Linked DNA regions of Mus musculus: region 1 is linked to region 2. A link is a loop called in an ENCODE intact Hi-C map of the cell type or tissue named here. Cell type or tissue: left cerebral cortex. All regions are shown on one strand. Each heading gives the region's core, and the rest is flanking DNA. Links, peaks and the distances in the headings are about the cores only.

Region 1 (15,713 bases), core at 3,117-11,116, 720 kb after region 2:
TCTCTGTCTCCTAGCCTGCCTGTGAGAACCTGGAAGTCCCACCTCTTCCACCCAGCCATTGGTTGGGGGCATCTTTATTGATCCATCAAGAAACAAATGGAGACAGGACCTTCAGTGTTCACATGCAGATTCCCAATCAAGGCATCAGAACCCACTCCTTACACTTGGATATTAGTTATTTTGACCTTATCTTTCAAGTTTATGATTTCTTCCTTACCGATTTGATATTTTTTATGTTTCTCAGTCTACACATTGACATACTCATTCACAGTTCTTTCAGGCTAACTTGAATCTCAGCAATAGCTAGCTGTTGCTTCAATTAATCAACACAGTTATGCACCTGGAGAGTAACATTTAGCTTTAAAACTTATTGTGGTGCCCTTAAAACTCCCAAAATCTGTTTTGTAAAAGTGATGTTCATTTCTGCAGATGAAATTGTTGCCTTGCAGGCTTACTGCCTCCATCTGCTCACTCAGGCCTAGTCTTGGAAGCTTCTAGCCTCTGTACAATCTTATCTAGGCCTAGAATAATTTCAGCCTCTGGGACTTACTGCTCAGTAAGCTCACCCTTTCTTGCTCTTTCTGATCTCTGGCTGGCTGGTTCAATTTAGCTCTTCTGGCTCAATCTGTTCTCCAAGATGACTGATTTAATCTGCCTTCTCATTTGGCCTTTCCAGAATTGCTCTGCTTGACCTCAAACTAACTCTAGCAATGTGTTCTAATCTTTTGGCTCCTTCTCATTTGTTGGCTTGTTGTACTTAGCTTGTTCTCTCTCTGCAACTGTCTCTGTACAACTGTCCTGGCAAAACTGCCTCTTTCCCCTCATTTTTTTCTCCCCCCCTCTCTCTCCACTGCTCATTTAGTAGCTTCTCTTACTTCTCTCGTCTCATCAGAGTTAGGCCTATCCTATTCTGTCAAATCTTTGATTCGCCATTGTGTCTGCCAGCCAATTAGACATCACTTTTAAACTTGGGTGCTTCCTTCTACAAACTACCTTTACCTAATGTGTCTCGGATTGAAGATGTGTACTAAGGGCATGTCTGTTTTCCAACCAAAGGGATAAATTTACTGTGTGCTAAGGGTTGAGCCACACCACAACAGTCTTCCCTCCCTTTGGTAAATAATAATACCGGGGTTCACAGTGCGATCAAGTATCCTGTAACACTGCTTCTTATTTTGCTAGTTGTTACCTGTCTCTTTCAGTAATTTCATTCTGTATTCTAAATTTTATAATTTTGACCACATCCTCCTCTCTTTTGGAAATACATATATCAAAACCCTGTCTTGAAATAAACAAACAAACAAACAAACAAACCAATCAACTAACCAACCAACCAACCAAATCAAACCAAAGCAAAAGAAATAATTCTGGTTCATTCTTTTTTTTTGGGAAAAAATGGTTAGTAATGTTTTGATGGTCTATCATATTTTAAAGTCTTAGCTCTATCTCATCAAATTTAATATAAACTAAGCTGGTATAGAAAGTAGTATTGCTTGGTTTTATTCCACTCTGTATTTTATTTTGCTTCTAAACATGTATTCAGTAAACATTAAAACAATTCTTTAAAGTGTACTATGCTAAGCACTATGGGAACAGAAAATAATGCTCTCTAGAACTTCATATTAATAGCTGAACAGTAGCAGGAGAGCAGTTCTGATCTTTGAACAACTGCAGAGGTTTGTGACCAATATGTAACTTGTGTGGCTGGGGAATAGTGGAATACAGGAAGAGAAAGGTAAGTAGGGTTGTTTAAGCAGAAAAATGCTGCTTTTATTCAAGGTAAGCCACAGGAAATTTTCAAGCAGGGGAGTGATGTTCAGCAAACTGTACTTGGTAAGGTTAACCTAGCTGCACTGTGTGGGCTAAGCTGCGTCAGAGATTCTGGAGAGAGGCATTCCATTTGAGCTATTAGAAAAAAATCCAACGGTGCTCAGAGCATCAACAAAATGGCAGTGAGAATGGGATGAGGAGGTGGATTTCAGCAAGATCGCAGAGGTGGAAGTAACAGAACTTGGCAGTTGTTTGCATGTGGGAGGAGAAGTCATGTAAGAGTTTCACAGCCTTATCTATGGGATGAGGTTTGTTCTTTAGAACAGAAATGGGAAGAGAGAGAGGGAGAATCAGGCTTCCTAAAGGGGAAAAAGAATTTAAGATTTAAGTCTTGGCATAGTCCTTATGAAGTGGTTGTGGGGCATTTATGTTAGGTATTAAACAAACACCTAGATATGCATGTATCTCAATGTATACAGCAGTTGTGAGAGAGAATAAGATATAATGGAAGAAGAAGAAAAACAGGGCAAAGAAGAAAGAAAAAGAAAGAGACACCAAGCCTTCTTGAGAGGGAGAGGACTGCATCTTTGTTCTTCCTGCCTGCTGCCAATAGCACTTGGGGCTATAGCAGGTTATTCTTGGTCCATAAAATGATGTTAAGAAGGGGAGTCACCATCAAGGTATGGAGAGCACTGTGATTGGGCATAACGATACTCTGCTATAATGAAGCCTCCATTCCATCCTTGAAAAACTGTCTCCAGTAATTTCTTCAAGAGGAATAATCAAACATGAAGAAAAGTAAACAAACAACCAAACCAAACCAAACCAAACCAAACCAAACCAAACCAAACCAAACCAAAAAAACCAACTGGGAAATGCATGATTTACCGTGAGACCATGCATCTTTGAATGAAACCAAGCTATGGACTCAGGCTGGCTTCATATCTACCTCCACCACTCAGTAATCTATGACATACTGGCCAATACATTTAATGGCCTTAAGCTTCAGTATGGAGTGGATAAATTAATAGAATTTGCCACATTGCTGTAGAAGAAATGAGTTCTTCCTGTCAAGTGCTCACATACTGCTTGGTAAGAACAGGGAAAAAAGGAAGTAATTCTAAAATGCATTTACTGAAATGTAGAGCAATGAAATTCTATACTGAACAAAAATACGTAAAATATACTTTGCAATCTTTGAAACACACAGTGTGACCTCCATCAACATTGATAGGGTTTATTTAGCTCTGTTTGATAAATGTAAAGTGACTCATTCCTTTTTACCAATAGGCAAAGCAATGGAAAATTAAAGTCACAATGAGTTAATGAATTTAGCTTTAAACTGGGCATGGTAGCATATATCTGTAATCACTGTAGTGGGGAGACAGAAGGTAAAATTTGTAGTTGAGGCCAGCTTTACCTACACTTCAAGATCAAGTCTCAAAAAAGCAAAATGAATCAATCAACAACAACAACAACAAAAAATGAAATTATTTTCTAAATCATCTTGGCATATTACATTAAACAGTATTCAGTCACTGGGTAAGTCAGAATTCTCCACTTTCATTTGGCACTTAATATATCATATTTTTAAATTAATCATTTTAAATTAATCTAAATTCTACGTAGACAAATTAATCTGTGTATTTCCTCACCACATAGTTACACTGCATATTTGATAAAGAATCACATTGATTTCATGGAATTTGTTATTAACAAAATTCTGCTTTTGTTCTATATACATTTAAAACGTATTTTTAATTTTATGGCTGTAAGCGTTTTGCCTGAATGTTTTTGCCTGTATACTACTTACATGCTTGTTGCTCTCAGAGGCTTAGAAGAGGGCATTGGTCCCCTAGAACTGGAGTTAAGGTGGCTGTGAGCCTCCATGTAGGTCCTGCAATTTTTAAGAGCAGCCAGTGCTTTTGGCTGCTGAACCACCTCCCATTTTTATTTCATTGAGAAGGGGTTTCACTCTGTAGTCCTGCTTGTCCTGGAACTCACAAAGGTCCACTTCTGTTTCCTGAAGCCTGGGATTAAAAATGCAAGACACCACATCTGCATAAGGCTCCATTAAAAAGTTTATTCTGAAAGGAGGTATTAGGTAGAAATGGAAGAAGCATAAATTCTAAGGTCAGATAAATTTTAGTCCAAACAGCTCTTGCTAACACCATGGAAATGTTCAACTAGAGTGCTGCTAAATAGCATTAAACATTTTTGATTTAGGCACTGTGAATGGCTGGACCAAATTATCTATATTGTGCTTATGGATAATTATAATTAACATTTTTAAGTAGCACACTCAATGAGGACTGTTCAAGAGACACAATGAGAGACTTTTAAAAATATTTACTTTTCTTATTTAAAAGTAATTTCTAATCCGTAAGTGCTATATACTCTGGTTATTGAACCACAAGAAGAAACTTTTTGCTGGAAATATACAGTGAAGACATATTTCCATGCTAAAAATAAAGACTTAAGAATGCAGAATTGTTGGAGATCAAGCATTATAAAATTATTAAGGGTCTGGAAGTTCTGCCATTGATCATCCACTCATCCCTATGAAGTCCTTGAGGAAAGAATGCTCTCCCAGGAGACAGGCTAGGCAAAGAACACTGTGTACCAAGCTGGTATTTCAGGCACAGGTTCCCTATTACAGGTTTGTGAATGAGCTTGAGGTGGTTGCTCTCCCACCCTCTCAATGGTCAAAAACTTAAGCCAGATAGAAGGCAGGTAACACCCTACCACTTCTATTGCTAATCTAACCCCAAATCTACTCAAGGAAGGGGTAATTTGTGCATTAAAGACAGCAATCAGCCAGAGAAGGATATGACTATGTTCCATTGTCATCTCCTCCATGGGACTTGTGAATCATCTCTCAGAAGGACACTTAACTACCATGTTCCTGAAATGACCCTTTCTTTTCCTAAGACTCTGAGCAATGTGACAAAGAAAACAGGTTGAGATGAGAACATTTAGGTAAGGGCTTTCTAGAGTAACTCATTCTCATATATCATGGGAACAATGGCCAACTAGGTTATCTTTAGAGGAAACCTGCCATCTATAGGACCATTCAGCAGTTCCTTTGCATGCTGGTCATGCAAGGACAAAACAGTCTAGGAAGCCAATGAAATCACTGCTTATGTGGTCTGATTTCCAAAGTCCCTTTCCCTGTGTTCATCAGGTGCAATGAAAAGCACTGTGAGATGCTCTTGCTGCAGCTGGACACTACTGCTGGTGGAAAGGGGACACTCAGCTGCACAGCATCGCTCTGTGCTCCATCCCTCTGTACACTCAATGTTAGCATGGTCACTCTCACCCCTGCCAGCATCCCTGTTGGTAGATTTCGAATAAATCCTTTATCTCACTACCTAGGTATTTTCTTCAATTTCTGGACAAATGGCAAGCTACCCTACTGCTATAGCACAACCAGGCTATCAATGCTATACTCTGGCATGAACATGCTGTCTGAATTGATATATTGGCTTTTATTACCAAGAGCAAATGATATATAAGGAATGTCCAATAGGTTGTTAAAGGAAACATGACTTTTAATGACACAATTTTCCATCCTTTTATCTGTGACTCTTTCTAGTATGTCATTGCACATCCATTCTAGTTCTTCTGAATGGGATCTTGCCAGATATATGAGGCAAAACAAACAAACAAAAAACAAAACAAACAAACAAAAAACCCCCACCAAGAACTCTTATGTTTCCTTTTTTGAGACAGGGATTCTCTGTGTAGTCCTTGCTGTCCTGGAACTCACTTGGTAGACTGGGATGGCCTGGTACTCACAGAGATCTGTTGCCTCTGCCTTCTGGGTGCTAGGATTAAAGGCATGTGTCACCACTTCCCAGCTACTTATGAGTTTTATAAGAATGTAGGAAGCATTAAGGTTAACAAGAAAGTTAAACACTTCATTACAAATAAGTTTCCCAAGTGCTTGTGATATTCTCTTGCCATTCTGTATACCTTGCTTGCCCCTTCTTGGGCTATTCATGACCTACCCAGGGACAGGGGCTTTAGTTTTATTTGTATCCAGGTTAACTTAGAAGAGTAAGAGAACTATATACATTTGCCAATAAGTTCTTTTCAAGTAAGTAATGATCCAGCTGTTTAGTAGAAGACATCAAAAGATTCTTAGGAACCACACACACATACTTTTTGAGTATTCTAACAGAGATGCCACAATTAATTCAGAACTAAGTAGCAAACTAAGAATCACAAAATTTAAATATATTTAAGTTTGTATTGGGGACTGAGGCACTCTAGCTCTTTTGTGGGTAAGGCAGGGCCATGGAAGGATTGCCTAAGCCAGTGGTTCTTTACCTGTGGGTCACAACCCCACTGGCAAACTTCTACCTCCAAAAATACTTACATTGTGCTTCCTAACAGTACCAAAGTTATAAAGTAGCAATGAAAATGATTTTATGGTATGGGGCCACTACAAGTTGAGAAACCGTATTAAAGGGTTGCAGCATTCAGAAGGTTGAGAACCACTGGCCTAAGCCTTTAAGGATGTTTAGAAGCTGTGTGGATTTCTTAATGAAAAAAACCAACCAAACACATAGATGGATTCTGATACTCTCCAGCGCCTGTTGCTGAAGATTCAGTGGATCGATGAGGGTGGCTTGGGCTTTTTCGATGCCTTCACCTTACTTTGTAGACAATGTTGCCATTTATCCGTGTCCAACACCAGAAGCAGTTTTTAGCCCTTGCCCTTGACTTGCTTCAGTAGGCAAGCTTTCCCCTTTTCAGATGTTGCCATTTCTTGTCACCCCCCCACCCCCGCCCCCAACCCTCTGCGTTCCCAGCTTTCCTTTAGAAATCTTGATGGCCTGCAGGTCAGATTCAGTAGTGACTTTATTCAGAGGATGCCTTTTTGACAGGAGTGAAGGGGGACTTTGCTGATCCCAAACCCTGTTTTGGGGTCCCGAGCTTTTCTATTCCACCTGTCCCCGCCTCGCTGCCCCGCCCCCCGGGTCTTTCCAGTCACCCTGATTTACAGGGAAGGCAAATCAAAATCAAATTAATTCGCCTCCTTCTAGTGCGTTTCTAGGGCTTTTCTGCGCAGCGAAGGTATTCTGGGACAGGAAGCAGGTGAGTTGAGGCGGAGCTGAGGTGGAGCTGAGGTGCAGCACCGCCCTGCCTAGCGCAGGGAGCTTCGTCAGACTCTACAAGACATCTCCGAGCTCTGAGCGCTCGACCGGAAATGCTCCGAGGCCGGTGCCGGAAGTGCACCTACAGGCCCGAGTCCTTCCGGCCTCTGCCCTTCCAAGGTTTCCGGGAGGCGGGGAGTGGGCGGAGCCAGAGCCGGAAGTTCAGGCGGCTAAGCCCGGTCTCTGGCGTGACCCGTGAGCGCTGAATTGAACGCTGGCGGGCTGGCGGGCGGGTCCTCTGGCTGCTGTCCTCGCCACTTTACCTCTGTGCCGAGGACCCGAGGGAAAGCTGACGCCGCTGAGCCAGTCAGCACGCAGCTCGCACTCTAGTCCCGCGTGTAGGGACGACGCAGGCCGCCTGTCTAGTTTCCGGTCCCGTGGGCCCCGCCCCTCATCACTATGTATGACCGTGCTCCGCGCTGGCTCGACTGTGCCAACCGCGGCAGCACCGAGGAGCACGTGGGGCCTGGGACCTACCAGGTACCTTTTCCTAAGCAGCAGGCCACAGGTAAGATGCTGATGGCCAGCTTGCGGTGACAGACGGCCCGCCTTCAGCCTGCCCTCAGGTTAAACACAAAGTCAAAAAGGACCACTGTTCAGAAATGTAACACGTCGCAGGTAGAGACGATACTAGAACCAGGATTTTGATTCCTTGGCTCTTGACTGTATGACATAACAAGTTTGTGACTGTATGAAACACAATACTTGCTTTTGCACACACTTTAATCAGATTTATTTACCACGATGTAATTGTTTACATTTCTATTCTGTATTATCACTTACAAATTGGATCCCGTCCCCAATCTCCCCCACTCCCCGGAGTGAAGTTATCTGACCATCCCTGGCTTTATACTGAGACCCTCTTTCTACATTCTGTGAAAAGTTATAGCCTTCAGGGGTGGCCTAGGGACTAATAATTGAAGTAGTTAATTGCTTTTCTTCATTTCTCACCCCCCCCCCCCCCCCCAGTTTGTGAATTAGGTCCAACTTTTAATAAATATTTCTAATTCGGTCTCTGCTTTTAAAGTTCTGGTTTTTGTTTTTGTTTGAGTTTAATACCACCCAAATTCTAGTGGTTTCTTTTGTAAACCTGCATTTTTCAGTAGATATAAAATACCTCCTGCCCCCTTAAAGTTCCAGGAGTGAGTACTCTGTTTACATCCCTGCTCCATTATGGTTAGTTTAAGTTTCTCTGGACATGGTAAAATTCTGTTTGCGTTTCAGATCTCAAATTTTACATCTTTTCAGCATCTGTCCTCAGCATTTTTGGTACCTATGCCAAGTACTGTTGAGATGGTATAAGCATGTATTCCCCAGCATCTTGTGTTTACCAGTGACCATCTGTAATGGGCACACCTATGATGCTTTTGCACACCCATAACTTTTTTTTTTGACCTTTATTTTGGTACAGCTGACCACTTTCTTTGTTGCTTTCTGTCTCATTTTTTTTCCTGCTGTTCAGTACCTGACACATGATTCGGTACTGAAGCAAGGAATCATGTTTTATTTTTCTTTTTTTCCCACTAATCATGCACAGCTAAATTTATAAGATACTTAGCTTTACATCTTGTTCTTGTTGCTTTGCTCATTGTACTCTCTTATTCATATCTGTTACTTCAATCACCATTTATATCCAGCCACTCCCAAGTGAAATTCTTTATAGAGATAGAGGTGGTTTATGTCTCTAAGTTTCCCACAGGCTTAAAGTCTGCGTCGTTGTCAGTCACTTTACAGACATCCTTGCATGGCTGGTCTAAGCTTTAGAACTCTAGCTTACTTTTTTTGCCTGGCCATTTCTCTTGGCCTTTAAGACCATTGGTTAAATGTTCACAATCTCTCAGAAATTCTTCCCCTTTGTTCATAGCTACCCAATTTAATACAATCCAATTTATTTTTTCTCAATTAAATCAGTAGCATGTTGTTTCTGTCTCAGTGTCATAATTTTATCTTTCATTTTGTGTTTAGTAGTATGTTTAAAAAACATACATTATTTGAAAAACAAAAAATATATTTATTTTTGTTAACGGCAGGGTTAAAAAATCTAAACTCATCAATGGTAGTAGAATTCTTTTTTGTTATCACCCCCGGTCTTGTGTTCCATTTAGTCTGATCTTTCCAAACACCTGTACATGCTCCTACACATGACCTACAGTTCAGCCATTCTAACTTGATAATATTCTTAAGATCATTTTTTGTCACTTCTGTTCTTTTGCACCATGTGCCCAGTGTGTTCTATGCTCCTACTCCTCCTGGCTTGCTTCTACTTATTCTTGATATTCAATTGAAATAAAAATCTCTGACTAGTCTTACTTTTCCATCCTTCTGGCTTATGGTAACTTTTTTGGTAGCAGTTTGATTCTAACACACACACACACACACACACAAAAGCTCCACCAAAATGTAAACTACTTGAGAGCAGGGATCATGATGTTTACTCCATTCTTAGTTTTCAACCCAGTAAAACAATATTCTTAGTGAAAAATACCTTGTAGTAACGTATAAACTAGTGGACCACATTAAAAGTTTCTATGGGGTGGGTGAGATGGCTTAATGGGTAAAGTCACTTACTGCCAAATTTGATGACTTGAGCATAATAACTCTTAACATCTTGTAAGATGACTCTTACAAGTTGTCATCTGTCTTCCACATGTACACACACACACACACACACACACACACACACAGAAAGACAGACACACACACACACATAACACCTTCTCCAAAACACTATGGCTTTTGTTACTAAAGGGTAGTATGTAGGATATAGTCAGCCCTGTATACTAACTTAAAGGATTATACTTTGTTCACTTTTGAAGTATGTTTAAAAATTCTGTGCTTGGGAACTCTGAGGAGATTGTGTGTGTGTGTGTGTGTGTGTGTGTGTGTGTGTGTGTGTGTGCGCGCGCGCGTGCATGCTATGCTGTTCAGGGCAACATGTTTATAATTGATAGAACAGGTGTTTCTGAGCATTTTTCTGCTACATTTCTCGATGAGATAATTTAAAAGCAGCTACCATGCTATTTCATGCATGTTTATAATAGGTAATTTACTGAACTGTGCAGAGCTGTCCATCTATTTCAATGAAAGATTAGGTGTATGTTAAGAGTCTGATGTGGAAAGGAAAGATGGAGGGACCTTGTGTAACTTAATTCTTACAGCAAGCCTCACAAGAGGGACAGATCTTGTAGTGTTAGGATATTCTCAACCTAGTGGTCTCCTTTTTCCTCTTTATCTTACTTAGCCAACCCTCCAGTATACTAGCTCCATGTTTTCCTACTTAATATACTAATTGATAGCCTTGGTTTTAGGTCATTTGATCAGGAATAAACTTAAGATTTGTATCCTTAATGGATCAGGACTGAGCTACTGTGTTTTTATGAGTGGGAAAGAGAATGGATATTCAAATTCCACAGGCAAAAAAGAGCTATGTCTTGCTTTTTTTTTTTTTTAACTAATCTGAGAAGGAAGCATATCTTCCTAAAGCAATATTTCCCTAAGGAGAGGTAGCCTAGTCTACCATCTTATCACATGAGAAAACAAGTTCTTTTAAAAATACATGCCTATCCTGGTATTGTGTCGGGAGTATTTCATTACTTTTTAAATGTACTTTCAAAGTGAACAGCACCCAACATTAGCTGTCTATGTGGAATATGTATCAGTCAACTAAACTGGAAAACAGCATCTTCTAGTTATTTTCTTTTGCAGCATTCTTCTTTGAAGGAGTTTTATCTGCCACCAGTGCAGGGTGGAAGGAGATTTATCAGTGGTCCTGTAGATGCACCTATATGTTTATGCTGACAAGAATGATTTTATTGTCCTAGCTAGTCAGAATATAGATAATGCACATACCAGGGAGTGCAGTTGTGACATAGGTTTAGATAATTAATGTATATGTGATTGCTGTGTACACTGGTATCTCTGCAGATGAATGCCTGTTTCAATGACCTTGTTGTTTTATATGTGAAGAACGCCCTTTGCTTTGTGGCTGTCATTGTGGCTGCATAACTTGTCTTTTCATCACATACTGGACACCTTCTTTTGTAGAATGGACTTTTATTGCTTTGTGCCAGTCTGATTTATCTTTTGCTGTCGGCACATCAAACTCAATATATCCCAAACTGAACTCATTCCTTTTAAATCTTTCCTTCTCCCATGCTCTTAATTTCCCTTTTCTGTCAGTTTGATTTATCATTGTAAGGTACCACTTCATATGTCAGCTTATTTATATACCCCACATCAAATTCTACTAATGTGAATTCTCTGGAGCACTCTTCTTTTTGTACCTTAGACATTGGCAGCATAGATAGTATGATAATTGTCTTTACTTAATTTCTCCATCATTTGAAATCAGGTTTTTATCTTTTACTGTACTTTCTTTATTACGCAGGCTCATAGAATACATAATACAGTATACAAAATATCCAGTATTATGAATGACTAACAAAATGTATAATATAGAAAACCAGTTATTCTTTATTGTTGATTGTGAAGAGTATTGCAAGACTACCTTATGCCTGCCAGTGATAAAAGTAACAACACAGAAGGTTTTAAAAAAATATTTTAAAGCTTAGGTCTTTCAGCTAGAGCAATCTCCCAGCTACTCTAACCCCACCAATCCTGCCATTATACTCTGTTATGTGGTCAGTCCTACAACTCTGCTCTGCTCTAGTCCATCCATCCACAGGTAAGGAAGAACAAATACTTACACAATATGAGACAGAGGATGGGCTATAGAAATAACAATACCGAGGACCTGCTAGTATTTCACTCTCTTCCAGTACAGAATTAACAATTGAATATATAGAGACACACCTTCACACACTCTAACAGCAGAGTATTATGGTAGTCACCAAACATCCTGGTTGTATGTAATTAGTCTAGTTTTAGCACTTGAGAGCCAATGTTTGGGGAAAACCAGGTGTGATGGTTTGTATATTCTTATACCAGGGAGTGGCACCATTTGGAGGTGTGGCCTTGTTGGAATAGGTTGATGATAATGGACTCTGAACCTGTAAACCAGCCCCAATTAAGTGTTGTTTCTTATAAGACTTGCCTTGGTCATGGTGTCTGTTCACAGCAGTAAAGCCCTAACTAAGGCACCAGGCCAGTTGGAAATTCTGAGAAACATGTAAACATTAGTACACAGCTACAAATTAAACGGAAGAGGACCTATCTATGTGAAAATTATCACTACAGTTGTTTTTATTTTGTGTTTTTGTTGTATTCATAACTCCATGTATACTTGAGCTCTGTAACAGAAGATTATGATTAATTTTGGAAAATTCCAATGAAGATTTTATGAATACTAGATTTCTTCTTCATTGCCCATTTCTTTTATATACAGAGTTTAAAACCACACATATTTGTTATATACTCTAACATCAATGATCTGAGGAATGGATGTATTATGGTGTCCTTTTTCACCTTCTTAAAATACATTTAGTAGGCTACCCAAATTTGCTATTCAAATATGTCTAGTACAGTGATTACTTGTTCTGTAAACTTTTGTTTAGAATTAGACAATCAAGAAATATTTACTGAGCACCAATTATGTGCCAAAGCATCATCAATAACTTGCTGTCAATCTGGTTTAAATTATCTCCATCTCAGTTCTCTCTCTTTCTCACTCTCTCGCTCTCGCTCCCTCTCCCTTTCTGCCTCCCTCTACCTCTATGTCTCTCTCTCCCTCTAAGTCTCTCTTGGTGCATCCTAGGTATGTGCTCTATCACTGAAATACTTCTTTAGCAATGTCTATAACTTTATTTACATACGTATATGTATCACACACACATAATATTTGCTATTTAAGATCACAGAACAGTGGTAGATAAAATGTTTTCTCAGCTAAATGTAGCTGTCACATGTGATTAGAAGAGGAAGAAGGCTGGAGAAGCAGCTCAGTGGCTAAGGTTCTTGTTGCATAGGCATCAGCATCTGAGTTTGTATCCCAGTGCCCACCTGCAGTCATCCACAGTTGTGTGGTTCTGTAATCTCAGTGCAGGGCTAGCTAGGCCAGGGCCGGGGATACACTGGCAAGCTAGTCTAATCATCATTTGAAAAGTTCTACGATCAGTAATGCCCTGTCTCAAAGAATAAGCTGGAAAGGCCTGGAAGAAGGCCCCTGATGACCTCTGGCTTCCATACACTTATCTACAAGTCAGCACATTTAGACACACATATGTACACATATGGATAACACATTCACATAACATACACAGACAGAGAGAGAGAGGGAGAGGGAGAGGAAGAGGGATAGAGGGAGGGAGAGAGGGAGAGGGAGAAGGAGAGGGGGAGGGGGAGGGGAAGGGAGAGGGAGGGGGAGAGAGGGAGGGAGAGAGGGAGAGGGGGAGGGGGAGGGGCAGAGGAAGGGAGAGGGAGAGGGAGGAGAGGGAGAGGAAGAGGGAGAGAGGGAGGGAGAGAGGGAGAGGGGGAGGGGGAGGGGAAGGGAGAGGGAGAGGGAGGAGAGGGAGAGGGAGGAGAGAGAAAGGGGGGGGAGAGAGAGAGAGAGAGAGAGAGGAGAAATTTTGTTGTTTAGTAAGGTCACTCCTATAGGGTCTCATATTTAATAGACAATAATAAGAATTGTCATCTTAAATGAGAATTTTAAAAGTGTTATAACTTGTATGAATAGATTTTAGTTTTGAAAATATAGTCTTAATTCTGAGGGTACTAAATCTGAGAATATTTTCTCAGAAATCTCTCTGATCTACTGTTATGTGTCAATAGAGTGACTGATTTTTTTTTTTTTATAGGTTGCTATGCACCATTTCTTTCTTTGAGTTCCAAAACAAGTGCTTGTGTTGTCTCCTCTGATGCTGGCCAAGCTGTTCCAGGTCCAGCACACTACAACGTATCACAAGCACAGGTGTGTTTACAATGTTATAAGTGGCTGAGTTAAAGACAACCATGTTTTCTTAACCAGATCCAGAGGCACACATGTATAACTCCAGCATTGAAAGTTCAAGGCTAGCCTTGACTACACTGTACTACACATTTATAACCCCAATATTGCAATTTTAAGACTAATCTTAGGCTAAAATACCAATAAAAATCAGACAAAAATGCATATTTCTTGTCTCAATAATAAAGTGCCATTTCCTGTATTTTATTTCCTTCCCCCATATCTTTCTCTTTTAAATCTTTATTTTCATAATTTAAATAATAGAATGTAAATGCACTTGCTGTTGACTTCCTGTGTGTTTTTCATGATTTTTGATGGTTGTATATGGTTGTCCCAGGGAGTGGCACTATTATGAAGTGTGGCCTTATAGGAGTAGGTGTGTCACTGTGGGTGTGGGCTTTAAGATCCTCTTCCTAGCTGCCTAGAAGTCAGTCTTCTCTTAGAGGCCTGCAGATGAAGATGTAGAACTCTCAGCTCCTCTCGTACCATGCTTGCCTGGATGCTGCCATGTTCCCCACTTGATTATACTGGACTGAATCTCTGAACCTGTAAGCCAACCCCAATGTTGTCCTTATAAGAGTTGCCTTCATCACGGTGTCTGTTTACAGCAGTAAAACCCTGACTAAGACATTATTCTGTATCTGCTATGTGGTATAAAACGTGGTTGTATGTGTTTCAGTGGGTCCACAAGAATAGCAGAATGGGACTCTTGAATGAATTTTGGTGTCTGAAAATTGTACAAATGGTCACGATATGTAGGATACGTAGGCAGCAGTGGGGTGAGTGTTTTTGTGCTATAAAGTCACAATGTTGCTGTGTCGCATTTGTTTTCTGTTTTTGCATAACATTGCAGGTCTATGACCAAAATAAAATGACCCTATTCATGATCAGAAATATGTATATTCTGAAGATACTGCACACAAACACATCAATGTTAAGCCACAAGCTTTCCCTTCATGTTCTCTCCCATGATAATGCATTAATATCAATATCACAATATAAGATGTTTTATAAACTTGCTAACTTTCACAGTCTTTACAGATTCAAACACTTTAAAAATTATTCTCTTTAAAAATGCAAAGTCTCTGCAAAACCCTCAACTCTCTTTAAAAGTTCAGTGTCTCAACTGTGGTCTGCTGTAAAGTGAGACTCAGTTAAATATTTTTTATTCCAAGAGGGCAGAACGAGGGCACAGTCACAATATGCATAAAGCAAAGCCAAAGTCCAGCAGTGGAAATCTCAGGGGCAGACTTCTGGAATTCACTCTCACTAGTTTGGACTCCTCCTATGGGCCTGAGTTCTCTGATTCCACCCTCTACAACCTACACAGCTTCTCCTAGACTCATGCTAGTTTTTAACCATGGCTTGGCTGTCCTTGGTGTTCATCCCATGAGTCCAGTGTCTCCAAAATGTTGGGGTCTTCTGCTACAAATGGGCTGCACTTTTACCAATACTGTATCCTGGGATTTCTTCAAGGTGCCAAGCCTCAACTCTTTGCATGACCCTTTTGATGCTGGGGCTTTAATTGCTAGTGAGACTGTACCTTCACCAATGGCTTCTTCTGAGAGTGTCAAGCCTCAGCTAATCTCATGACTCTCTTATGACTTCAAATCCAGTACCATTTGGGGGACTTACACATGACCAAATTTGACTGCTAGCAAGAGGTACAGCTTTGGTCAATCCTAGAACATGGCTTCTGTGCGTTGACCCTGAGTTCACCTCAGTGTTGCTGGTCTCTTTAATCACCGCTAATTTCTCAGCTCCAGCTAACCAACATCAGTTCTCATGGTAAAGCAAGAGGTTCACTTTAGTGGTGCTGGCCTCTTGTTAATCACAGCTGGCTCTTCAGTGTCAGCTGACAAGAACCACAGATTCTTAAT
Region 2 (15,713 bases), core at 3,319-11,318:
CGTAATAATAATAATAATAATAGTTACACTGCCAGCTCGAGGGCAGAGTAAAGCCATGCTCATCCTTCAATCTTTTCAGTTCAGTAAATGTTTATGCAAACAAACAATACCAAGTTGATCAAAGAAAATGACTACAGATGACCTGCTGTTAGCTTTATATTAAAATTGATTACTTAAATATAAAAAGATGTTTTGAAAGTAAGAAGGGATGGGGAGTCTGTGCTCTTAACCCTGTCCTACCCGTGAGGAAAAAGTAAATCTTACCCTACACACGAGTCGCATCCCTTCTATATCTTCAGATGAGAGTAACTTAATCTGAGAGGTACCTTTAAGAGCCTGCTCCGATTCAGACATTCCTGGAATGGAGAATGCGTGAGTAACACCGCACCACACACAGGAGTACAATTCCGCAGCACATTATTCACTGAAGGTGGCAACGGCTGACTCCTATGCACAGTACTAGTTTATATGGGGTGCTGGGGGCATGGTAGTTTATTTTCTTAGTGTTTTCAACACAAAAAGGAAATAAAAGAAATTATAAAGAAAAAAAACTGTCTAAAAGTTCCTCTAGGAATCACTGACTGTCTACAGAGTACTTCCTACATGCAGGCAGCACACTGCTGGACTCGGTAACTAACGCGTTCGACAAGCACAGCACAGTGGCACTGGTTTCATGGCCTGTTTTCACGATGCCTTTACACACCAACAACTAATCGACTATAGTGATGCTGTAAAACCAGAACCAGTCAATGCCACTCAAACTACTCAAAATCCTAAGGATTTTTTGCTTTTTTTTCTTTTAGTTTCATGTGTACAGATATTCCACACGCATGCCTTGTGGCCATGAGGACCAGAAGAGGGCATCTGGTCCCCTGGAACTTAGAGGAGGCTGTGAGCTATCACGGGGGTGCTAGGAATTGAACCTGGGTCCTCTAGAAGAGCAGCAGTACTCTTTTAACCACTGAGCCATCTCTCCAACCTAGCTTATGACTTTTAGTAGCTGTACCTCCCATCTGAAAAGTGAAACAGGAAGCCAAGTATCAGATTCTATAATATGCAGCCCAGGTAAATACTGCTGTGAAGTATCGGATTACTGGTTCTTATGCACAGAGATCGTGGCATAAAGCCCGTTTCTCACTCGGGTCATAATAAAAGTTTGGGAGATACTGCCCAAATAATCTTCATTAATGAAATTAGTCTACACTAATTTAAGTTTTATATAAACTTAAAAGAAACAGTCAACACAGCAACTATTTCAAAATCTTGGTGCGGTGGGTGTGAAACAAATCAACCCTATTTGCATTCTCTGAAATAAAAAATGCGCAAACAAATGTTTCTGCAGTTTTTTCTGTGTGTGCCACCCGTGTGAGCTAGCGCGTGCAGGCCAGGGAGAGGACTGCATCCCTGAAACAGGAGCCACAGGGCTGAGAGCGCTGCTAACCACTCGGCTAGCTCCCCAGCCTGATTCACATCAAAAGATAGGGCTATTAATTCAATACTAGAAAATGAATGACTATCCAGAATGATAATCCTCATAACATGGACAGCTACCACCTTAAAGTATAAACGTCAAATCAAGATGAACATCATAGAATGATTATTAGGTGGCACAATGCTATTCTGGCTATACTAGAAAGAACAAAACCATAAAACTGAAAGGAAAAAGATCCAAGCTTCATCCATCTCAGGTCTTACACGCAGACCAAGGAGAAAAGAAGCGCCTGGCATATGGATGAAAGGATCGTTTTCCACGCTAGCAGGTAAGATGTCAAAATCAGGAACTTTACCAGAGTACAAACAAGCTAAACCCACTAAAATACCCAGAACAAATATAAAAATAAGAGCTTCAAAACAGAACTCTGAAAATGCCACTGTAATACACAAAAGGTTAATAAAACAGAAAGCATACCCTATTCTTGAACAAAACACAAGATATTAATTCTTCCAAAATTAATCTATATTATTAGTTAATTTAAAATGCCAACAAGATAGTTTTAGAAATCAAGACAAGCTTATTTTAAACTTAATACAGTAAAAGAAACATACAATACTCCGGAAAATTCTGAAAAAAGGCAAAGGTGACAGGAACAAGGCATATACATATGAACACATTTCTAATGGCCAAGTTTGGCCGTGGCACATAATTAACCAAATACCACCAAAGACGTGTAAGAATTAAATACAATAATACAAGTCACATTTATCTTACTACACACACAAACACTGAAAGTATGTCATTATATAATGACAAAATAGTGTTCAGCTGAGGAGAAAACATTTCTATCCTATATGTCATTGTTAATGTACAATGAATATTTTAGAAATTGGGGGATCTAGTAGTCTAATGGAAAAAGAAGATACAAATATGAACAGACACTCAAAAGGATAGGAAATATGACTTTTAATACATGAAAAGATGTTAAACCTTATAATTCAAAGTTGCAAGCTACAAAAAATATATATAATGTTTCAACTTTCAGGTTTATAAAGACCAGTAAAGCTTGACAGCAAACAATGTGGAGACAAAGGGGGAGAAGCCAATTCTCCCGTTCGCTTTTCTCAACTGGACCACTGAGGAAGGGTGTGTCACCCTCGCACAGGGACCCCGCTGGGCCTCACAGAATCATTCCAATCTTAGTCTATTTTCTATCAGAGAAGTGTGCTCACGTTTTTAATCAGAGTAATAACTGGCAAAATCTTTGAAATTTCTAGAATCTCAAAATAAAAAATAGAAAATAGAATAAAATAGAATAATAGAAAATAGAAAAATAGAAACTGCAATCAAATTCACAGAAGCAAAACCCTGCAAATAGTCTAATCTAACCACTCATTAGTAGGAGCCTAGTTGATAATTATGATACACCCACACAATGAAATTAAAATTACAGAACCAAAGAACTTACACGAACTCAAATGGAATACATCCAAGGCAATAGACTCACAATAAAAGAAAACTAGACTGTAAAAGGTATATGTGGTGTGTTCACTCTGCATATAACCAGCGCTGGACCTGATGTGGATTCACAGTATCTAAGGCGTGCTCTTAAAGCAGCTACCTCTACAGAGCAGACCTTAATGCAGAGCACTATTCTATTAAAGGTATTTCTTTAATATAAGTTATTACTATACTCAAAAGAGAGTAAAATTACAAATGTCCACATTATTCTATCATTCCTACTGCCTTCTCCTTATATTTATCTACAATGAATTTAACAAAATTTTGAGATTATATATAGAAATATAATATGGCTCCATGAGTCTAAAGAGCCAGGCAGCTCACTAAACATATACACAGGCGCACTAGGTGCATACGGTGACAGAGACATTTAATCCCACACTCAGGAGGCTGAGACAGAAGGAGACTACATGTGAGGCCAGCCTGGGCGAAGCAGTAAGATCATGTCTCAAGACTGAAAATCTGTAAATGTTCTAAATTTTAAAATAAACAAATAAATCAAGTCAAACTGCTGATATTCAACCATTTCTCATTTTTGACATGCAAAATCAATTAGCCCCTAGTCCAACCTAAATACTGTACAATTCCAAAGGTCAGAGACTAAGTCCACTGACCTGGGTAGCAAATTACTCATCTTCTCTGCATGTCTCACTAATATTATCTATAAAATAGAGAAGACAACAGAACCTACCTCAGAAATGTTGAAAGTATTAAATGGAGTAACACGTGCAAAGAACTTAGCACAGTGCCTGACACATAGTTAAGCAAAAATAAATATCAGTTACGATTAAGGAATTCTCACCGTCACGCTCACCACAGCTACCGTTACACCACCATTACTAGTCTCTCTCATACTGCCACAGCCCAAAGTTCCATTCACTCAGGCCTTCACAATCTACTTTTGCCTTAATTTAGCTAAGAGCAAAAAGAAAATATAAACCTTCCCCTCCCATCTGGCAGCTCATTTAACACAAAATATAGTATTTTTTAATGTAGTCTTTAATAATAATAAACACTGTTTTCAGAACTGGATATATTCCTAGTGAGGAAAAAATCTTTACCTTAAATGTTCTAATGTGGCTTTAAAAAAAAGATACAATGTTTACATTCTATGTCCAGCCCTGAAAACTCCCGTACAGATAATGAAGCCCACAAACTGCACACTGTGGAGATGAGCCAAGCAGGACTTACCTAAGGGATGGTCAGCATAGTCCGGCCTCTGAATGTAACTGGGCACTGGCCGTGTTGGCATCTAAAAACAACAGTGAAGTAAGCTCAACACTTCTTAACTAACTGAAGAGTTCCAGTCCAAGCTTTTCACAGTCAGTTTTGGCTGACATGTCAGTATCCTAACATCCATCTCGCTCACCGAGAGGAAGTTTATGTTCTAGCCTTGGCGGCACATATGTTTGAGAAAGAAGGAGAATGGCCCAGGCGTCCACACTTTAAGATTAGCCCTGAGGCTGGAGAGACAGACAGACAGACGGCTCAGTGTTTAAGAGTCAGCTCTTCCGGTCTCAGCATGCTCATCAGGTGGCTGACAACCACCCAGAACTCCAACTCCAGAGAGACCGACCCCACACCTCTGGGCTCTCCTGATACACGAACTCATGTGCTCATACCCGCACAGAGATATAAGCACATATTAATTTAAGTATTAGGAGCAGTAAATCTTAAAAAAAAAAAATAAAAAGCAGCAGCAGTTGCTCCAAACTGGCAAGCTGGTAACAGTAAGAAAGAGGTGTCCAGGGCAAACATCCCTAGAGGGAGAATACAGAACTTCCTTATGTATCTGGTAGTTTTCCAGATTTTATACTAAAGACATATTTGGTTTTTTTTTTAAGGTAGCAATCAAATATGCAAGGATAGCAAATTTCAACAAGTGACTCTCACATTAAAACTCTTACGTTCAGAGGATGTGCTTGCACACGCCTTTAATACCAGCGCTTGGGGGACAGTGGCAGGTGAGTTTGAGGCCTGCCTGGTCTACACATAGTGAGTTCTAGAACTGCCAGGGCTATATGGAGAGACCTTATCTCAAAACAACAGATCGCTCTGGAGTCCTATGAAGAAACTAATCTTGTACTGAAGTGAAAGCTTCATCTACTGGCTGGGTTTCCCAGTTCTGGAAAGGGCGAGCGAGGCAGGGGAAAGTAACCAACACTTGCCCCGCTACGAACCCTTCCAGCTAGAGCAATGAGCAGCCTCACCCATGTACCTAGTTCAAAAGTGGCACAATGCTTTGGGAGTAAAGAGTCTACTTATCATTGGTTTTAAGGCTTTCCCCAATCAGGCAGAGGTTGTGGACATCTGCAGCAAGACAGCATTGACTGTACATGAGAAGCCTGTTGCACACAAGACCTGACAACAGCAACAGCTGAGAGTGCATGCATACAACTTGTGCAAGATCAAACCAGCCAAACTGCAGCATGGCTGGAGGAGCCCTAGGCACCCATGTCTGTATGAATGAGTCCCTGACAATGGGCCTGTGCTCTGGTGAGCGGCCCACCCACGTCACACTGGCAGTACTAAGTGGACTCAATCAGTTTTTTAAAGTCCATGAAGTTGTGAGGGAAATGTAGTAGAGAAACAATGGAGGAGTTAGAGCTGAGCCTGATCAAACCACATTTTATTTATGCATGAAGTTCTCAAACAACTAAAAAGAACTTTTGAGTCCAACAGAAAGGGTTAGGAGTGGTACCTAATCCATTATAATTAGGTCACAATGGGTCATATTAAAAAATTGTAGAAAATCAATAGCATACACCATTCTTCTATAAAATTAATAAAGTTTTAGTCTTTACATCTAAAAATGTTCCACTTCTTCCACAACTGCCAACCGTCCCTGCTAGCTCCTAAATGATACGGCCCGAGAGCTCGAATGTACATTTCTTTCTGAAAACAACCCTGTTCATGATTCGCTACTAGAATAACACTTACAAGCACCAATCTCAGAAAACTGAAAATTGTTTTATACAATGTTACAATCTAATTACTTTACATACTCACCAGTGGATAATGTGGCCTGAGTTTACCAGTGTACCGATAGCCTGCCCATGGGTCAGTGTTGACATCACCTTCTACAGTCCAGGAACACACTTCTCGCTTTGCCTTTTCATCTTCTGGAAGAGAGAGAGATGGACAGATGTGAAAGGAAGGACAGAAAAGAATGCTTCAGACAGTAGGCTTGAACAGCAGTTTATTTAAATTCTCATTAGGTGGAGCAAAAATCTAGCAAGCATCCAATCTAACCTGACAAAGCCTTCCGCCCCTCTCAGATCTCACTGTCGGGGAAGACCACCTAGACACATGCTGTTCAGTCTCAAACAGAGCAGCTTTCAATGGTTACACTTTCTACAATGTCAATTCATACAAAACTCATTTTAAGATATCAAATAGGAGCAGAACCTTCCCACTGAAATCAGATTTAACAGCTGAATTCTATTGTCTTATTATTTAAGATCAGTGATCTTAAACCACCCCAAAGCTTACATTAAAAAAAAAAAAAAAAAAAAAAAAAAAAAAACCAATATCCAACCATTCATTGGCTTTTAAGTGAAGGTTTTCAATCAATACAAAACCATTTTTGAACCCAGGACAAAAACAGACTCCATTCACTGTCACTAGATTCAAGTACTACTGAAAATTCTTCAAAATGACAATTTATGCTTGCTTTAGGTAAAGTTAGCATGAAGTGGTTTGTCTGAAACAGGAACCTCTAGGAATATGTCTTTTTAAATCTACATTAGAACAATCAAGATTTACTGAGCACAGTGGTACAAGTTGAGAACCAAGGCAGGAGGATCATTAAGTTCAAGTCATACTTGAGATTTGCTCTCCAATACCTCACATGGTAGAAGAAGAAAACCATATCCCCCAAAAAGTCTTGACTTCCTTCCACACACGCTGCATGGAATGATAAATGCAATTTAAAACCGACAACAACAACCCCTTAGCTTCTGTCTCAAAACAGACTCAGAGGTTCTGGCTTAGCCACACTCCCAGGGAGGAGGAAGAAGGAACCTTTCACACCCAAAGCCCCTGCTGGTGAGCTCAGGCCCGTCACAAGCACCATTATTTTCAAAGGAGAATTGAAAGCAGGGTGCACAAAGCCACCAAGACAAACAGGAGCTGAAACACAGGAGTTTTTATCTAACCTCTCCACAGAGCTCACTAGGAATTCGCACCTGAAAGTTTAGGTAAGCTTTCATTTCAGGATCCATTCCATCTGAGCCTCAAAGGCTAGACAAGCGCTAATTCCTAATGATCCTGAAATGAGCTGAGGCTGAGAGCAAAACTCAGTAAACAGCTGTGAAAGCAAAGGACACTGCGCCATAGGTCCAGATAAGATACAGGCAGTGGGCCAAAGAGCATCAGACTTCATTCACGCTACGGCCCAAAATACACGACCTCCAAGGCATACACATCCATTCAAGGGAACGGCCAAAAGCGGTTAATTCCTCCCTTTCTGCTCGGGTGAGCTTCCGCTTACACTACGTCAGAGACTACAGCTCCTCCTCTGGACAGCCCAGAACTCTCACTAAGCTCAGATAATGCTTTTTACCACTATGAAAAATATATCTTTTTAGTACTTTTATTTCCTTCTCCTTCAAAGTTGGTTTGGCTAACCTCAGATACTTTGGTAAAGCAATCTAACAAACTTTATTAGACCAACTAACACCTAGAAACATGCAGAAGAGTGCAATGCACCAAAATCATTAAGACAGAAAGTTCACACCAACTCCACGTACTACCTGGCGAGCCTACATCCATCAGATGGTATGCATAGCAAGTCCTTGTCACTCCAGGTAACCATGTCAGGCTGTCTCGGGTCAGCCACAGCAATGACTAAATTTACAGGGTGAGGAGCTGATACAGAAAAGCTATCCTGAATAAACATCATATCAGTGTGGCTGACAATAGCTAAGCAACAGTCATGTAAGATACCCCCAAAATAAACAGGGTACGGTGACACATGCTTATAATCCAGCACTTAGGAGGTAGAAACAGGAAGGCTGGGAGTTTAAGACCATTATCAGCTACGGAGCAACAGATCTGGCCAAATAACATGAACATGTACTGCACCCTCAGTCTACAATATGCACACATTTCTAGCAGCGCCAAAAGACTAGGGCACTATCCGGTACTAGCCAAGCTAGAGCCACCTCTCTTAGCGACGATCTCATGTTTGCATATTAAACCCATGAACAAGATCAAGCAGATCTAATTCACATATTTTATCACATATTATCAAAAAATCATAATTCCAGATGTCAGGACCATTCTTTCAGAACACTCGAACACATACTTTCTGTAGTAAAGGAAGTCCTGACACTAAGAAAAGGCTCCACTCCAGGCAAAGGGCATAGGATACACAATGTTACTTACTTGCTTTCTTATGTAGTAACTTGTGAGTGGCCCAGCTTCCTTTAAAGCATTCCTAAAAGAGCGAACAAGAAAATCAGTGCCAAGCCTTCCTTCATCAGAAACACTTTAAGGACTATTACAAGGAGGAAACAGTTGTTGGTCAGGCAGTGGTACAGGTCTTTAATCCCACACCTCTGGAGGCAGGGGCATGCAGGTGGGATCTACACCAGCCAGGACTACCTCAAAAATATAAAAATAAATACACAGACTAAAACACAAAGGTTTGTAATATAAATATTTAGAGAAGGCTTAATAAATGACATCAACTCATAGTATCAGTTCAGGAAGTAATCTAAGGCTAGGGTTATAGTTCAGTGGTGGAGCATTTGCAGAGTACATAGTGCCTTCAATACCTAATACGAGTATTCCTACCCCACCCCACCCCTGCACCGTGTTTGAACACTTACTCCCTAGTTAGTATTATTATTTGGTAAGGTTGTACAACCTTTAGGAATGAGTCCTGTGGAAAGAAGTATGTCACTAGGGGCTAACCTTGAGATCTGATGTCTGGTCCCACATCCTGACTGCAGATATAATGTGACCAACCCACCCCATGCCTGGCCCACCAGTTTTCACTATATGTCACTAAAATGGATATTCAAGGAGGGATGTTTCTCTTCTTAAACTGTAAGCTTGGGCTGGAGAGATGGCTCAGCGGTTAAGAGCACTGACTGCTCTTCCAGAGGTCCTGAGTTCAAATCCCAGCAACCACATGGTGGCTCACAACTATCTGCAATGGGAACTGATGCCCCTTCTGGTGTGTCTGAAGACAGCTAAAGTGTACTCATATAAGTGAAATAAATAAATCTCAAAAAAAAAAAAAAAAGCTGTAAGCTAAAACAACCATTCCTCCTCTGTGTTTCTTCTGTCAGGAAGCTTTAAAAAAAGTCTTAACTCTGGTTACGTATCTGGAAATTAACTGTCAAGTGGTCAAGTCTGGAGCCTTTTGGTATGTTATTGCTAGAATAGACCCATCCTTACATAGTCCCGCCCTCCCTTGCCCCTCCCTTTTCATAGCACTATGTATTTCTTTATAACTTAAGCCATGGAATTAGTTATAGAATGTTCACCTTACTATTTGTCTCCTGCACTGCAAGATGGTAAGGAACCATCTTCTATTTACTGCTGAATGCCTGACCTGGAGCCCAGTACTTTACTTGCAGTGTAAGTTGGAGCCATCTCCCAATGAAATATTTCCAACATTTATGTCAAATTGTGTGCACACACGAGTGCATCGTTTCCTCTGCTTTCATATCTAGTGTCTTTAGAAAGCCTGCAACGTCAACAATCCCACATCACCAATATTTTTTAAAGACTTATTTTTGTAGGGCGAGAGGTAGGGCGTACACAAGCGTACCCACAAAGGACATGAGAACCCAGCTTAAACACAGAATGAGAATTATCTCAAAAAAAAAAAAAAAAAAAAAGAATTTACCCAAATGTCCTAACCAATACTTATTCTCAAATATTTTCACTTCTGTTTTCGGTCTGTTTTCAATCCATGAGGCTGGAGCCAGAGCAACTCATCAGCAGGTAAGAGAACTCACGTGTTGATGCTGCAGAGGACCCTAGTGCAGTTCCCAGCACCCACAGGGGGCCTCACAACCATGCTTACCCATCCAGGGGATCTGAGGACCACTTCTGACCTCCAAGAACACCATGCACTCACACTGTACACAAACATACATGCAGATCCAACACTCCCACACATGATCAACAAACAATAAGGTGATAAGCATCCTGAAACCATTCACCAGACACTAGGCTAGCTAGTCCCATGTTCTACAGTAACCCTCTTCCCACCTCTAAGGATGGTACCATCCACCCATAAGGACAGAGGCACAAAGACTGTGAAACCCACGCATGGCTTTAATCACCCTCTCCTCCCACTGACTTTCTAAGGTCTGATGGCCACAAACAGTAGTGTATTATTTACTTCCGTCTCAGCTAATTACCTGGCTTAGGGCAAGACAATGAACAGACGAGAACCTGGCTAAATAACAGCAGTCAAGAAACTCAAATTTTAGCTGGGCGAGATGGAATATGTCTTTCACCCCAGCACTTGGGGCCTGAGTTCCAGCCTGGTCTACAGACTGAGTTCCAGAACAGCCAGGACTACACAAAGGAATCCTGCTTCAAAAAAACCAAAGAGAGAAGAGAAGAGAAGAGAAGAGAAGGGGAGGGGAGGGGAGGGGAGGGGAGGGGAGGGGAGGGGAGGGGAGGGGAGGAGAGGAGAGGAGAGGAGAGGAGAGGAGAGAAGAGAAGAGAAAAGAGAGAAAAGAGGGGAGGAAATAAAATTTTAGTTCAGTCAAAATCAACAGATACTTTGCCTAGCCTATCATCCATCCTTTAAAAAGATAACGCAAGTGTAGAATCCCACTTTCCACAACAGGCCCACTCCTTTCATCCTTCATGTAATGAACTGAGCACATATTGACACAAGGAACTTCAGAAAACACAACAATGAAAAAAACCTCAGCTCTGTCGGGCGGTGGTGGCGCACGCCTTTAATCCCAGCACTTGGGAGGCAGAGGCAGGCAGATTTCTGAGTTCGAGGCCAGCCTGGTCTACAAAGTGAGTTCCAGAACAGCCAGGGCTATACAGAGAAACCCTGTCTCGAAAAACAAAAAACAAAACAAAACAAAAAACCTTACAGGTGAAGAAAAAAAAGGTATAGACAACTGCTACTAATTTAGTAATACAAACATCACAACCTTTGGATAATGGGTCTTATTCCATTAAAGGAAGAAAATTTCTTAAACTGAAACAACTCAGATAAAAAGATTTTTTTTTATTAAATTTTGTTTTGTTTTGTTTTGTTTTGTTTTCTCAAGACAGGGTTTCTCTGTGTAGTCCTGGCTGTCCTGAAACTCACTCTGTAAACCAGGCTGGCCTCGAACTTGGAAATCCGCCTGCCTCTGCCTCCCGAGTGCTGGGATTAAAGGCGTTCACCACCACTGCCCGGCTATTAAAATTATTTTTATAGTTTACTTTTCTGGTTGGTGCCCTACCTATTCATTTCACCTATCAAAACCATATGATAGGAATTCTTAGTGCTCCCATTTTCAAAAGAAAATTCAAACCAGAAGTCACATGGACAATGTCACACCGCAGAGGTGCCGTTCTCCTTTTCAGATAGTTACTCATTCATTCAAATGTGCTGGCCACCGGCTGCCTACAAGTACAGTGACGGGAAGGAGCACTGGGCCATGAGGAGGATAGCTCACCTGATCGAGGACACTGCTTAACTGGTAAGGTAACTGCAGGCCATTACATGGTGCTATAAAAAGGTATAGTTTGGTTGGCTTGGTTTGGTTCCAAAGACAAGCTGGCCAATATTAGGGAACCGAAGAGTGAGAGGAGGGGAAGAAACCTGAAAAGAACACACCCGATGGTGAGGAAAAGCCTTAGGTTCAGCACCTTGTAACTGTGTTTAGGAAAAGTTACAGTGACTCCATCAAGGTGGGGCTGACAGAAGAGCTGTGACTCCAGAGGACACTATTTTGGGTAAGTAAAGAATATGGACACAGCCCTTACTACAGCAGGCGACCCGCCTCGTGTGAGAAGAGCTGCTCTAATGTGGACTCAGAACCTACAACAGTAAGAAGCTCATTACTGCATATGCAGGAGCCAACCGTGGGAAAGCCGACTCGGACACTCAGACCTAGTCTGGTCCTGTCTGAGTGGTTCGTCTATAAAGTGAGGAATTACAGTGGAGAGAGGAACTGCTACAACTGACTCAGTGACAAATTTCACAAGCTAGCCATGGGAGTGGGTATATTTGATTTCATGGCTATCAGTAATACTAGTATACACATACAGACTCCAGCACAGACTACACTCATAGAGATCTCGGATGCTCTACTCGTTCCAACAGAATGCCACCTATGCTCGATGGACAGTATGCTTTTAAGCATTTATATATTCCATAATTTGTAACTATGCTGTCTTCCCCACTTCTCTTTCCTCCCTCCAACCCTTCCCATAAACCTCCTTGCTCTTAATTTCATGGCCTCTATAACTTTGTAATTGTGTGTGTGTGTGTATGTGTTTGTGTGTGTGTGTGTGTGTGTGTGTTTGTAAACATATAAATATGACCTTCTCAGTCCATATAAGGATCCTAATGTGTATGTGATTTCTGAGCTGACCTCTTGGTACTGGATAATCAATTTGGGAGCTAGTGTCAGTACACATTAACCCATGCATGCCACCCAATGGTTTTTAAGATTTCATTTCTATTTTATGTGTATGGATGCTCTGCCTTCAAGTGTGCCTGTGCGCTATGTGCCTGGTGCCTGAGAAGTTTGTGAGAACCACGTGGTGCTGGGAACTGAACTTAGGTCCCCTCAAAGAGCAGAAAGTGCTCTTAACCACTGAGCCATCTCTCCAGCCCAGCCATTTTTTGTTCGTTTTCTTTCTCTTTTTTTGAGATAAGAGTCTCATTATTTAGCAAGGGCTGGCCTTAAAATTCACTAGGTAAACCAGGTTGGCCTAGTAGAGTTCTGCCAGCTTCTGCCTCCAAAGCACCGGGATTAAAGGTGTATGCCACCACACCTAGCGCCTCTCAACTTGAAACCCCTGAATACGAACTATATACATTGATCTAGTCAGATGGCACACAATTTTCATAGCAAATTTTTGTTTTAAATCCAGATTCCACACAGAACTCACTAAGTTAAACTGGAAAACATTAAAGCCACAAGAGGCCCTGCACCAGGTTAATAGCTCCAAGGCTATTTTCAGGTCTCTCTCCTCCAAGTGCAAAGCTTGGAAAGTGATGTCAGCAAGGTCAAGGGTCATATACTCTCTAAAGGCAAGATCATACAATAGTGAAGGACTCTTGCAATGGTTTACTACAATTGCTAAGGCTTTTAATCATTGGCTTCATCTTATTTTATCTTTCCATCTATTTTATCTTAGAAAATAGTTGGTTTTGCTATTTTCATATAACTATTCTTCCCCCCACCCCACCCCCGCCCCCACCCCAGAACCCTGGCCGTCCTGGAACTTGCTTGTACACCAGGCTGACCTAGAACTGACAGATTTGCCTGCCTGACTCCCAAGTGCTGCGATTAAAGGCATGTATCACTTACCACTGGTGACATAATTATTCTTCTTCAACTTTATCTAGATACCAGCATTAAATTGTAGTGGAATCCTTTAAAAAACAAAACGTCTCTAAATGATAGGGCTACAGGGTCTTCCTTAATTTCATTGTCAGCACAATCTTGTACAATACAGAATGAAAGGTACCCTCATTCTCTCTGTATAGAGTAACACTGAAACTGGGGAACTTAAGTAATTTCACTTACTCAAGCTCTCAGAAAAACTAGCATGCCAAGGTCTTTGGCCTATTAACTCCCCTCTCCCAGGAACCTGTCAGTTTATTACCAACGTACTTATATTCTTCTCCTCAACAAATTGTAACTAAGAGCCTAATAACCATCTACTACTTGCCTTGCCATTATTCTGAGTCTAGAAACGCGATGGGACACAAATACTGTTCAATAAATACACACTTCTGTCAGGGCCCCACTCAGTGCTAGGTTTGCTCAGTTGCACAAAAACTACGTCGGAGCCTTGAAGCACAACCCCTGCGGGACTGTCCTTTCTACTCCAGGAACTTCAGTAACAGAAGTGACTCATCTCTTTACCTTACCGGTTCTCAAATTAATAATCTGAGATGCCAACGGAAAAGAATGAATTACACCGACCTCTCTCCACGCCTACACTCAAAGTTACTTAAATGTCAAAGCGCGGTAGTAAAACACAAAAGAAGTGAGACTGAAACAGCTCTCCTCTACGGGAGACTGCAGCCACCCCCAGGCCCCGGCAGGTCGCTTCCGTCTCCGTCCGGGATTGCAGAGACACCGGAGAGAAGCCCCGGGAGCGCGGCCAGCGGCGTCCAGACCCGACCCCGGCTCGGCGGAGGTCTTGGGCTACCGGCTCCCGCGCGTCCCTACCTGCGCACACACCTGGCCGCCCACGGGACCGCGGAGGCCTGGCCCGAACCCGCCGCAGGTCAGCTTCCGCCCCCGAGAGCGCCGGCGGCCGGGCTCCCGGCTCCCGAGGCCCGGGCCGCTCGGAGGCCCGAGCGGGAGGCGACAAGGCCCAGAGGCGGAGGACCGGAGGGGCGCGGGGTGGGCGGCTACCTGCGAGCAGAAGTACGAGCCCTGGATGCCCAGCTTGATGCAGGTGGGACACTGGAGCTTGGCCTCGCTGCTGCAGCCGTCCGTCTCGCACACCCGCGTCTCCACCGCCGCCATGCTGCCTGGCTGCCGGAGGAGGGAGGAACCGCCACAGGGCGGGGAGAGGGACCCAGCCGGGGAGGAGCTCCGATGGCAGGCCTAGGCGCCGGACCGGGAGGACCAGGGCCCGCCCCTACGCAGCGCGCCCCCGCCCCCCTCCGCGCACGCGCGGCCAGGGCCCCGCCCCTTAGCGCGCGCTCACCTGCTGCCCCGCCCCTCCCTCCGGTTCGGCCGACCCCCCGCCCTGACAGCCACGCCCTCTCCGCGCACGCGTAGTGGCGACCCGCCCGGCAGCCTTTACGCCGCCTCCCCTGCCCCGCCCCAAGGCTTGCGGTGGCGGCGACGCCACGTGGGGTCAGCGGAGATCCTACACCCCATGACGTTGGGACCCCGAGCGTGAAATTCTTGAGCCTTCGGTGTTTCATTCACTCGCAGGTGGTTGGGAAGGGCGTGGATTCCTCAGTTTGGTTCGCCGGGAGCTTCTTGGGGACTAATTCCCTTTTCTGAGTTCCGCTTCTCTCTGCCAGTGTTCTCCTCAAAATAAAAAAGAAAGAAAAAATTACGCTCATTCTTAAAAAAATATCAATGGACCGAGATGGGACTGAAATACGCTCTTCCTCATGTCTTTCCACACCCCGCTATTGAAATACATAGCGCTAGTAGCTGCCAGATAGTTCAATATCGATGATTTAAAATATATATATATTATCTGATTTTATAGTTTGAGCGAATTCCACCAATCAAGAATTGAGGGGGGTTAGCCGGGTAGTGGTAGCGCATGCCAAACTTTAAACCTAGCACTCAGATCTAGAGGCAGGCAGATCTCTCTGAGTTGGAGGCCAGCCTGGTCTACAGAGTAAGTTCTTGGATAGCCAGGGTTACCCATAGAAACCCTGTCTCAGAAAACAAACCAAAAGAGAAAAGAAAAGAAATGCGAGAATTAAAAGGCTCTAGAGTTTATCAGATACAACCCGGTAGCCTAAATCTTTCAAACACATAATCAGTAGACAACAACTGCCGTTTTCTATTTTTTTTTTTTGTTTGTTTGTTGCTAGAGGAATGCTGTGACTTTTAAAAAAATC

The links. A loop is a pair of places that touch in the nucleus more often than their neighbours do. Peaks named below come from ENCODE experiments on the same cell type or tissue, not always from the same donor. Only the 100,000 strongest peaks of a DNase experiment are listed, where the experiment ranks them.
Region 1: it touches region 2 in a loop (3-fold over the local background); 4 of 42 quality-filtered maps call a loop at or near these places.

What each region holds. Positions count from the first base shown.
Region 1 is chr3:139,198,568-139,214,280 of GRCm38, forward strand. Stpg2 (sperm tail PG rich repeat containing 2) reads left to right here and starts at 7,326. Exons shown (of 14, transcript NM_198659.2): 1 at 7,326-7,440; 2 at 13,685-13,797. The coding sequence starts at 7,332. In left cerebral cortex, for the core only: a CTCF peak has its summit at 6,998; DNase peaks (open chromatin) are centred at 6,137, 7,069 and 7,283; H3K4me3 peaks cover 1,294 bases; H3K27ac peaks cover 1,136 bases.
Region 2 is chr3:138,474,723-138,490,435 of GRCm38, forward strand. It overlaps Metap1 (methionyl aminopeptidase 1), which reads right to left and starts at 14,660. Exons shown (of 11, transcript NM_175224.4): 1 at 14,536-14,660; 2 at 8,345-8,396; 3 at 5,966-6,078; 4 at 4,148-4,208; 5 at 265-356. The coding sequence starts at 14,649. It overlaps Gm32553 (a long non-coding RNA gene), which reads right to left and starts at 13,339. Exons shown (of 2, transcript XR_001784010.2): 1 at 11,611-13,339; 2 at 9,688-10,513. In left cerebral cortex, for the core only: a CTCF peak has its summit at 6,990; a DNase peak (open chromatin) is centred at 7,421.